2 separate regions of the Mus musculus genome follow, and region 1 is linked to region 2. A link is a loop called in an ENCODE intact Hi-C map of the cell type or tissue named here. Cell type or tissue: gastrocnemius. All regions are shown on one strand. Links, peaks and the distances in the headings refer to the core of each region. The heading gives the core; the rest is flanking DNA.

The links. Hi-C counts contacts between places; a loop is a spot of excess contacts. Peaks named below come from ENCODE experiments on the same cell type or tissue, not always from the same donor. Only the 100,000 strongest peaks of a DNase experiment are listed, where the experiment ranks them.
Region 1: it touches region 2 in a loop (10-fold over the local background); 21 of 42 quality-filtered maps call a loop at or near these places.

The regions. Positions count from the first base shown.
Region 1 is chr5:102,874,618-102,879,999 of GRCm38, forward strand. It overlaps Arhgap24 (Rho GTPase activating protein 24), which reads left to right. Exons shown (of 10, transcript NM_029270.2): 6 at 1,078-1,210; 7 at 3,824-3,897. Among named protein-coding and RNA genes, the nearest start is that of Gm30396, 250 kb to the left of the region's middle. In gastrocnemius, for the core only: a CTCF peak has its summit at 226 (motif pointing left); a DNase peak (open chromatin) is centred at 206.
Region 2 is chr5:102,700,277-102,705,658 of GRCm38, forward strand. The region is part of intron 3 of Arhgap24 (Rho GTPase activating protein 24); the gene reads left to right. Among named protein-coding and RNA genes, the nearest start is that of Gm30396, 72 kb to the left of the region's middle. In gastrocnemius, for the core only: a CTCF peak has its summit at 3,212 (motif pointing right); a DNase peak (open chromatin) is centred at 3,223; H3K27ac peaks cover 582 bases.

The sequences.
Region 1 (5,382 bases), core at 114-5,113, 170 kb after region 2:
CCGTGCATATGTGTCATCATACCAGATGGTTATCTGTAGTCTCACTCAAAGAAGGCATCAAATATTGGTCCCGCTCCACTCCAGCCTCCTTACTCGCAGCTCAAATATGTCTACTCCCTGGGGTGTTCACAACTCAGGAACTGTACAATCTGCTAGTAGAACCATCCTGCAGCTTCTAATCATTTACAGGCCATCTCCTGCATCTTACTTTGTGCTTGCGCCATCTACTGTTCAAACGTTCTCAATGCTTCCAGCTCCACCTATTTACTTGCGTCCTTCATAACTGCATGTTTCTTAACAGCGGAAAACTATCCAATTGTGTAAATATAGCTCATCTTCCTCATCTATTCCTAAGCTGAACATCTAGGCTGTTTCCATTCCCTGGGTATTGTGAGTAGAACAGCAAGAACTTGGCTGAGCAACTCTCTCTGTAGTGTGATATAGAGTCCTCTGGGTATATCCCCTAGTGCGGTATCGCTGGATCACATGGTAAACCTCTTTCTAGTTCTGTTAAGATCCTCCACACTGATTTCTGTAGTGTCTGTACCAGTTTGCACTCCCGCTAGCAGTGAGTAAGTGGGTCCTCTCCCAGCATCCTTACCTACCTGTGTTTGTCATCAATTTTTATTATCATGGCCACTCTGGTTGCAGTATCTGCTGTGTATCTGCATATGACGAGAAGGCTAGAATAAAGCCTCTTTCTTAAGCCCCAAAGTCTTTGATATAAAACACAATAGGAGTAGACAGGCAGTAAGGATTCACAATCTGATGTATTCTTACTGTTTTCCATAACTGGTGCATTTTTTTTTTCTTGTCAGCGACACAAGTTAGAAAAATGCCTGACCTTTTAAATGTTTTCAAGCCAAACTGAAGGCTTGGCGTCCTTCCGTGTCCCTCTCCTGAGTCCTGTGGTAGCATCTACTGGGCATCTTAGAAGTGTGTGCTTCCTGAAAACTCGATCAGCTGACTCAATTGCCAGCTTTGTCGCAATTCTCTTAGGTAGACATATGGTGAAAAGATAAATAGCATCATGAAAACTCATGCCCAAAGAATGTCTCCGAACTTCTGTCCCTGCAGCAACACCGACGTCCACACTGTGGCATCCCTGCTGAAATTGTATCTCCGAGAACTTCCAGAGCCCGTCGTTCCTTATGCAAAGTATGAAGACTTTTTGTCCTGCGCCACGCTGCTCAGTAAGGAGGAAGAAGCAGTAAGTCGATACCGCGCCTGCGGAAACACGTGACTGGGGCTGTGGGTGTGGCTTATTGTCTGCAGTTTGAAAGCTTCCCTTCCCCATCCTCAAATTGTTTTAACTTGTGCTATGTGTTGACATCGCATCGGATCTTCATGTACAGCCACACTCCTGAATTTGACTCTTTCCAATTAAAGATGAAGATAGAGTTGAACGAATACACTCTCCATTCCCCAATGGCTGATGGCACTGTTGTCTCAGGCCTTCTAATCCAGGAAGGGCTGATGCCTGTTTCCTAGGTACCCCATCTTCCCATAAATGACACAAAAGATGGCCTGTGTACCAACTGGTACCTCTGCTTGTTTTGCTAAAACACTTTTTTTTTTTTTGAGAAATTGAGATATAACTGTTAAAAGTACATATTGCAGTATCTTTGAGTATATTCTCTGAGTTGTGCAAGCAATGACCAAAATCTAAGATTAGAGTACTTACATCTTTATTATCCTGTAACAAACCTCATCCTTATTATCTTCCATTTCTCCTCCTGGCACTTAAAACTTCTGATCTATTTTCTTACCTCATAGACTTACCCATTCTAGACACTTCCATTTCAGTGTTCAGTGTAGTCTTTGTTTTGTGATTCCATCTTCTATCTGCTCCTTAGTTCATTTATGCACAGCATATATCAGTATTTTGTTTCCTATAATTCCAAATTATATTCCATCTTCATCCATCCACCAGGCAAGGGAGAATCATTTACTTCCGTTATCTGGCTGTCGAATGATGCTCCTATGAATATCCATGTACCCACCGAGTTTGCCTAGACATATTTTACAGGGATCTTGTTTACTTATCTGGTAGGTAGAATGGCTGGGCTACTAACCTCTGTATTAGGAGCCCACGTGATGTTCAAATCTTACCAGCAGATAGTGCTGTTCCCAGCTTCACATACCACATTCATGTACCACAGGCTCTCCCACAGGAGAGGCCACCTGACTATCTTCTTATCTGCTGCTTCATGATTTTTGTGTTTTCTCTGGAGAACTATCTAGTCACATCACACTACATTTTACTTGCATTCCAGACATCCTAATCCCTAAAGGCCTTGGTTCCAGGGGTCCCTGAGGAGAGCTAAGCCTGTGGGTTTTGTATCTTTTACATAAAATTTTGTGTTACTTGCATAACCCATGTATAATGTATATTTTAGGTCAGCTCTAGAGAAACTAGTACAACACAGGGGCTTACAAATAGTAATTTGAGGGCTGTTAGGAAATGTTCAATACAGAAGTAGCTAGCTTTTTGTAGTAGTTTTAATCTATAGCTGGTTGAATCTTCAGGTCTGGAAGGCAACTATAATTGTCTTATTATTATTAGTGAGTTGTAAGTACAGTTTAGGCACAAATCATTTGCAAATGGTTTCTTCCATTCCATATGTTACCTCTTCACTTTCCAGATGCCTATTTTATCAAAAAAGAAAAAAATTGCTTCCGCAATTGTTGTAGCGTTTCAGTGGAATCTCACTGACCCGTTTTCCTTCCTCTGCCATTGCAGAAGCGTCTGTTTCCGGAAGAGCATACAGATTTGCTCTACATTTAGTCCCAAGGCTTTGCTTCAGTGCTCAGGTTGAGATCTGCAAGCTGTTAGGAGTCCGTTCTTGCCTATGACACGAGGAAGGGCCACCTCATCCTTCTGCACACAGACATCCAATCATCTCCGCCATGTTTGTTGGAAAGTGTGTGCTTTCAAAGTGTAACCTCCTTTGTACTACAAGAGAATACTTGTGTAGCTGTGACATAGACCATCTCTCTAGTGAAACCTAAAATATACCTTACCATGTAAAGGAAGGATAAGTCAGACCCCTTTATCAACTGACTTTTCCATGTCCTTTATATGTTAGAGTACACTTTACAATCATCAAAACCAAAGAAATTATTCTTTGTGAAATTTCTCGAATCAGCCCTCCCAATTTTTCTCTTCCTGAATGATCTAATGTAGACAAGTCAGTGCAGAGGTATTTGCCAGCAGGCATATATCTCTCTAGATCTGAGCATGTTCAATTGTGAAGGATGGTCACTACATCAATGCTGGTTTTTTTTTGGGGGGGGTGTTGGTTTTTTGTTTTTGTTTGTTTGTTTTTTTGAAGATAACTTAATTGCAAATGAAGCTATTGTCTGTTTTCAAGTCAACCGAAAACCAAGTTTTTAAAGTTCAAATAGCTTCACTTTAAAAACTGCTTCCAAAATAGTAGCTTCAGATTGCACAAGAGCTCTGAGGACTGTGTCTCTAGGCAGCCGGTTTATTGTACAGTGACCACATGGCATCTCTGAATGATATGGTCTATTGGGCCACTGTCTTTCACTGAAATGTCATCATGGGATATGTGACTGGACTTATAGAACTACTTAAAGTATCGGTGCATCTTTGGAAATGTGTCCAAACTGCTGGTTGTGATAGTAGAACATTTGCAGGGCAGGATCGTTCACTGATTCAATATATTAAGTAATATACTGTACAGTATATTAAAATAACTGCAGCAGCAGCAGAGCCCATGTGGCTATTTCTGACTCACTCTAATTCCAAGACTAACACACGAAACATAACATGTGTTTGTCTCTTCTTGTTTGTGCTCAGGGTGTTAAGGAGCTAATGAAACAAGTGAAGAGTTTGCCTGTGGTTAACTACAACCTTCTGAAGTACATTTGCAGGTAAGAATTTTCCTAAACTCAATGCCAAGACAGACAGCATTATATTCAGCTTGATGATAATTTACAGGTGGCAATGAACAACACAACCTAAGCTACGTTGGTCTCACAGAAAATTAGCAAGTTTGACAAGGTTATCTCAGAGTTCCTAAGCACTAAGAATGCCTGATTTTGTGACTTTAAAATGCCCCTTGTTTCCACACATTAAAAATATATTGCTCTAAGCAGTCAAACTTTTATCAAAGTTGTTCAGGGAACATTCCTAAAAGAGCCACATGTGGGCTGAGGAATCCAGCTTGGGAATGTGGATTCTGTCATGGACTATTTTCTTCTACACCTTCGTGCAATTTCTCTACCTTTTTGGGAGTAAAAAGCACTGGAAACCAGCTACTCCTCACAGCCACTCTGAGGTTTAGAATCCTGGGCACTGTGGCATTCACAGAAGACTTAAGTAAGTAGGACTTTCCAAACCTCCATCACACCCCTTTGTAGAGATTGCTGTGTTCAGAAATAGGTAAGACCGTCAACTTCACACCTCCAAATGCAGAGGATGTTTTAACCAACATGTGTAAAAGCAAGGAAGACTTTCATCCAAGAATTTCAAATACATTCCAGGTATTGTGTTAGGCAAAAGAAGGTCTACGTCCTCCTCAAGGAAAAGGGGAAAATAGAGGCTTGTGTGAGTCTACCACAAGCCTCTACAGAATAAAAATTCTTCTCCTCAAACACTTAGTGGATTTTTTTTAAGCTTTGTTTTTCTAAATTATTTTGTGTACACGTGAATGCCCTCTATGTATATGTGTGCCAGATAATAGCAGAAACCAGAAGACAGTGGATAGCCTGGGGCTGGAAAAATTGTGAGTCACCCAATGTGGATGCTCAAAACAGAGCAGTTTTCCTACTAAAATTGCCCCAAGAATGAGTTATTTTATGCTATTTATTCTTTAATACATAATAAAGTGAGATATATGTGCTTGCAGTTTTTCCCCAATAGAATTGACGTGTTAGTTCCCATAACATTTGAACTTAGACTTTAATAGACTATAATAGGAGCTCATAAATTTCCCATGAACACCGTGATTCCTCTTGAGTGGAGTCATGGATTTTACCAGATGACCTTGTATACCACCATGACCCAGGGTGTTGGAAGAATGCTAGTCACCTTTTAATTTCTGTAACAGAATATCCAAGCTAATCAACTTTTAAGAACTGATTAGTGTCCATTCCAGAGCATCCGAGGGTCAGTCCATTTGTGATTAGTCCTGTCACTTTGAGCCTGTGGTGAGGCAGGAGAGCAAGGAAGGAACGCCTGTATCAGCATTTGTTTAGTGACCAGGGTTGTTTTAAACAGTCAAGTATCTTTTATTGGAAGGCTATGTGCTGCCTTGTTTATTGCGTTTTGAATCACCTTGTTCTTTTTTAGTTAGGACAATGCCCAGGGCATTTATTGTTTCCTTACAAGTGTCTTTGAAATCAGCTCCAGCTCAG
Region 2 (5,382 bases), core at 192-5,191:
GTGTTTTGGAGATGCCAGTACTATGAGATGACCACCAAGAGCAGCAGCAGCAGTGGAGTACAGGCATCTGGAGCCTAGAGGATGACCTGTGTGCTACAAAGGGCCTGGCTGGAGAAGTGACCCAAGCCCTTGGAGGAGCCCAGAAGATCGTGAGTTGGATCCCAGACATTGGACGGTTAGAGATTGACTTTTGCTTTTGATTGTGACTGTGCCCTGATATTTTCCCTCTTGAAGGAAGAAACTGTTTTAGTGGAGCCCACAGTTAAGAGACTTTTAATTGTAAAAAGACTTTGGATTTTAAAAGAGATGGACATTTTAAAGAGTTTGAAATTTTAAGAATATGTAAAGACTGTGGGACTTTTAAAGTTATTTAGATCTTGGGGATGAATAAGATTGTAAGGGTTGAGGCTTACTAGTGATGTGTTTGTGTGTCAAGTTGACAAGGGGTCAATTGTACTGGCTAGTTTTGTGTCAACTTGACACAGCTGGAGTTACCACAGAGAAAGGAGCTTCAGTTGAGGAAATGCCTCCATGAGATCCAACTGTAAGGCATTTTCTCAATTAGTGACCAAGGGGGAAAGGCCCCTTGTGGGTGGAACCATCTCTGGGCTGGTAGTCTTGGGTTCTATAAGAGAGCAAGCTGAGCAAGCCAGATGAGGCAAGCCAGTAAAGAACATCCCTCCATGGCCTCTGCATCAGCTCCTGCTTTCTGACCTGCTTGAGTTCCAGTCCTGCATCCTTTGGTGATCAACAGCAGTATGGAAATGTAAGCCGAATAAACCCTTTCCTCCCCAACTTGCTTCTTGGTCATGATGTTTGTGCAGGAATAGAAACCCTGACTAAGACAAATTGGTACCAGCAGAGTGGGGTATTCCTGTGACAATTTGACCATGTTTTGGGGAGGACTGTGGAAGGACTTTGGAACTTTGGGCTTGAAGATCCATCCGTTGTTAAGAGCTCTGTCGGATGTCGTGTAGGAGCTTGGAAGATAATGTTGAGAACACTGCAGAAGATGGAGCTCTGGTTTGTGAAATTTCAGAGGGAAAATTAAAGACTCTTTTCAGGGCCATTGCTGTTTTGATTGTGAAGATTCTGTAGTTCTGGTTAGTTGGGGCTGAAGAATCAGCTGTGATTAACAAGATACCAGAACTACCAAAGCAAAAACTTTGCATTACTGGGACTATTGATGCTGGTTAGCTGGAGCTAAGAAATTAGCGGTGATTAAGAAGAGACCAGCATCATTGAGGTGACATCTTCTGGGAAGTGTTTTCTGAAAGCACAAAGAGGCTGTGTTCCAGAGATGGCCAAGGTTGTACTCCTGCTGCAGCGGGACTTGGTAATATGTAAGGGTCACCCAGGTGGTACTGGTTTTGAAGGCATGAAGGGGTCACACAAAGCAGCTGAGGCTTGGCACTGTGAGAGGCCATGGAAGGCCATTGGTGAAGGTGCAGCCTCAGTTGCAATTGAAGGCCCAGGACTCAAGGGGTCATGCAGTGTTTTGGAGATGCCAGTACTATGAGATGACCACCAAGAGCAGCAGCAGCAGTGGAGTACAGGCATCTGGAGCCTAGAGGATGACCTGTGTGCTACAAAGGGCCTGGCTGGAGAAGTGACCCAAGCCCTTGGAGGAGCCCAGAAGATCGTGAGTTGGATCCCAGACATTGGACGGTTAGAGATTGACTTTTGCTTTTGATTGTGACTGTGCCCTGATATTTTCCCTCTTGAAGGAAGAAACTGTTTTAGTGGAGCCCACAGTTAAGAGACTTTTAATTGTAAAAAGACTTTGGATTTTAAAAGAGATGGACATTTTAAAGAGTTTGAAATTTTAAGAATATGTAAAGACTGTGGGACTTTTAAAGTTATTTAGATCTTGGGGATGAATAAGATTGTAAGGGTTGAGGCTTACTAGTGATGTGTTTGTGTGTCAAGTTGACAAGGGGTCAATTGTACTGGCTAGTTTTGTGTCAACTTGACACAGCTGGAGTTACCACAGAGAAAGGAGCTTCAGTTGAGGAAATGCCTCCATGAGATCCAACTGTAAGGCATTTTCTCAATTAGTGACCAAGGGGGAAAGGCCCCTTGTGGGTGGAACCATCTCTGGGCTGGTAGTCTTGGGTTCTATAAGAGAGCAAGCTGAGCAAGCCAGATGAGGCAAGCCAGTAAAGAACATCCCTCCATGGCCTCTGCATCAGCTCCTGCTTTCTGACCTGCTTGAGTTCCAGTCCTGCATCCTTTGGTGATCAACAGCAGTATGGAAATGTAAGCCGAATAAACCCTTTCCTCCCCAACTTGCTTCTTGGTCATGATGTTTGTGCAGGAATAGAAACCCTGACTAAGACAGATGACTACACTTATTAAGGAGGGAATTATACCAATGTACTTAAGGTTCTCAGATAGCGAGGCACACCGAAGTCTCCTAAGCCTCCCTGATCTTTAAATACTTCATGTAACACCAGAGCAGCACCCGAGCCTTTGAACTGGTGCCTGTTTCTGAGTCCTGTTTGGAAGCCAGCACTTCCACAGAGCAACCTGTGACCCTTACGCACAATCTTTATGTGCCGGCTGATGAGTGTTCCAGTGCCTGTCGGCTAAACTACCTTTGAAAAGAGCAATGTCCTGCCTCCTGGCTTATTTTTAGAGCATCATTCATCCTGTGTAGTGACAGGTTCTCTAGAGATGGTCTTACTAAGCAAGCCTTCTCATTACTACCTTTTACTTAGTTTTAACCTTCAATAGGTAACATTTTTTTTTTGAGAGCATGAGCAGAGACCTCCCGTGCATCAGTCCTACCAGAGTAGTACCTCTGGTGTTTCACATTTCCGCCCAGGCCCCTTGAAGGCACAGCATGAGATAATCCTCGAGAGGCAGCTATCATTTGCATTGTGTGAACATCGTTTCTTTCTGTAGAGAATCTTTAAACTCCTCTCCTAGGAGTTTCTTTTACTATTTTGTATAGTTAACTGCTGTAAGTCTGTAAGCTTCTGTAAGCTTCAGCCAGCCTCCTTGACGCAGACAAGTTACTGCCAGTCTTCTCTCTGTTTTCTTTCTTTTCATCTCCCACATATGAGGGAGAACTTATGGTAACTGGCTTTTCAAATTGTTTTTGTTTTTACTGACCCCCATAACACAGTTATCTTTGGAACTCAATGGATTAGAGCTTCTACCTAGCAGTCTATACTTCTTTCCTTCTACTAGGGGATATACCAGCTGCCCGCTAGAGGGCAGCAAGGGGTCAATGGAACCAATTCTTGAGCCAGTCACTGGCCTTTATAGCATTGGAGAAAATATGCTTAACTTTTTTTTTTTTTTAAACTCTTACATAGTGTTGCTTCTGTCACAAAAAAAAAAAAAAAAAAAAAAAAAACCCACAGGGCCAGTAACCTATGCAAATGAGTATGTGCAGGTCACATCCATTTACATAAAATGCCAAGAATATATCAGTGCTCTAAGAAGGAAGTCTGTCAACATGAAAGGATGAATCAATTCAACTTTCTAAAGACTGCTGACTTACTGAAGACAGCGAGATTCTCCAGAAGGCACCTCCTCTCCAGAAGTGGCCCCTTTCCCCCTTTACTCTGCCAGGAACGAAGCTGCCTCTGGGTGAATGATGGAGAAGGGAACCTGGAGGCTGGAGGGGAGATGAGGAACAAAGCCAAGGTGTGTTCACTAAGCTGGAGCAGCATAGAGGAGTTCAGCAGGAGATGAAGAGCTGAAGTGCCCAGAGCCTTCACGGGCTGTATCTCTGCATCATGAGAGCACGCTTCCCTGAAGATGTCTGGACAGGAGTGTGAGCCTCCTGGATTACAGTTTTAGCCTATGAGTGAGGGAGCTTTGCTTCATTGCAGACTTCCTGGAAAAAGGAAAGTAATCCAACTGGGGGGGGGGGGTTTGTTACTTTCTGCGACTCCTTAAGGTACAACAGCTCCGCAGAAAGCAAGAAGACAGAGTGGAACAAAGAGGGATAAAGACTTGTTTCGTAAGTGTCCACACTGTGAGCATCACAGTGCTCTGAGACCAGAGTCAGAGGAAGAGAAGGCATTAAGGAAAGGATGTCAGAAAAGGTGAACCCCCGGCAGACACAAAGATTCAGCAATGCTGGCGGCTCTTCCAGAGGATCCGGGTTTGATTCTTAGCATCTACTTGGTGGCACGTAACCATCTATAAATCAACTTTCTGGGGATCTAACATCCTCTTCTGGAATCTGTGGGCGCCATGCATGCATATGGACACAGACTCACATGCATGCAAGATGCTCATAATCATAAAGTAATATTTTTTTTAATGATGCAAACCTCTCCAGGAGTCTCTGAAGGAAGAACATTTTAGTTACAAGAACTGCTGTGCTTTGGTGAGACATGAGAATGCAAAGTATTTTTATTTATTTATTTGCTTACTTATTTATTAGTAGCATACCACACACACACACATACACACACACACACACACACACACACACACACACATCCTTTAGGATCATAGAAACTATACAACTTAACTTACAGCTAACAGACCCTATAATTTAACAATTGGAGGCTCAGGGAAGGTAAACACAGAACACCACCATGGGAATCTTGCCTTGACTCCACGCTGCTGGAAAAACCATTCATCTTAATCTCAGAATTTGAGTATCATGTGAGCCCTTGCATAAGAATCACACAGAGAGGCCATTCACAAGTAACTCCAAGAAGTTAATAAGGACGACAGGGAAAAGATATAATCAAATGTTAGGAGGAGAGACAGGGAAAATAATTTTCTCCCGTAAGAGCCTGGGAAGATTAAATGGAGAAAATGGCAGTTTGACCTGGTTCTCACACATAAGCAGGGGTTTTACAAGAAACTTTGGGGAGACCATTGCAGCAAAAGGAAACAAAAGGAAACACAGTATCAACTGGTAACACTTCAGTTTGAGAAGCTTGATTGCTGGCTGGAACACAAAGAGGTAGCTATGGTTTGGATACAAAGTTTCTCAAAGGCCTGCATGGTAAAGGATTGGTCTCTATACTCCTGCCTGCTTCCTATCCTTTTGTTTCATAGCTGACTTCAAGTGAGCAACTTCCTCTGCTATGGCCCTGGCCAGAAGCCACAAAGCCAACTGCCCTGGACTAACTCCTCTGAAACAGTCAAAGGAGTCCTTTCCTCTCTTAACCTCATCGTTTCTGGCACTTAGTTACAGCAATAGGAAGGAGATCCCAGAGGTAAGAGACCGAGCTGGAAAAGACTTCCTGCAGAGTACAAAGGAGTTTGAAATCCATGCTGAGGTGACTCTGACAGGTGTCTGCATAGAGGAATGTGATCAGACCTGCACTTAAGCGCAATTTCTGTGTCTACAGACCTAAGGCTGGTGGGTAAAGGCTTGTTAGAGAGCAATTAACACTGCCCAGA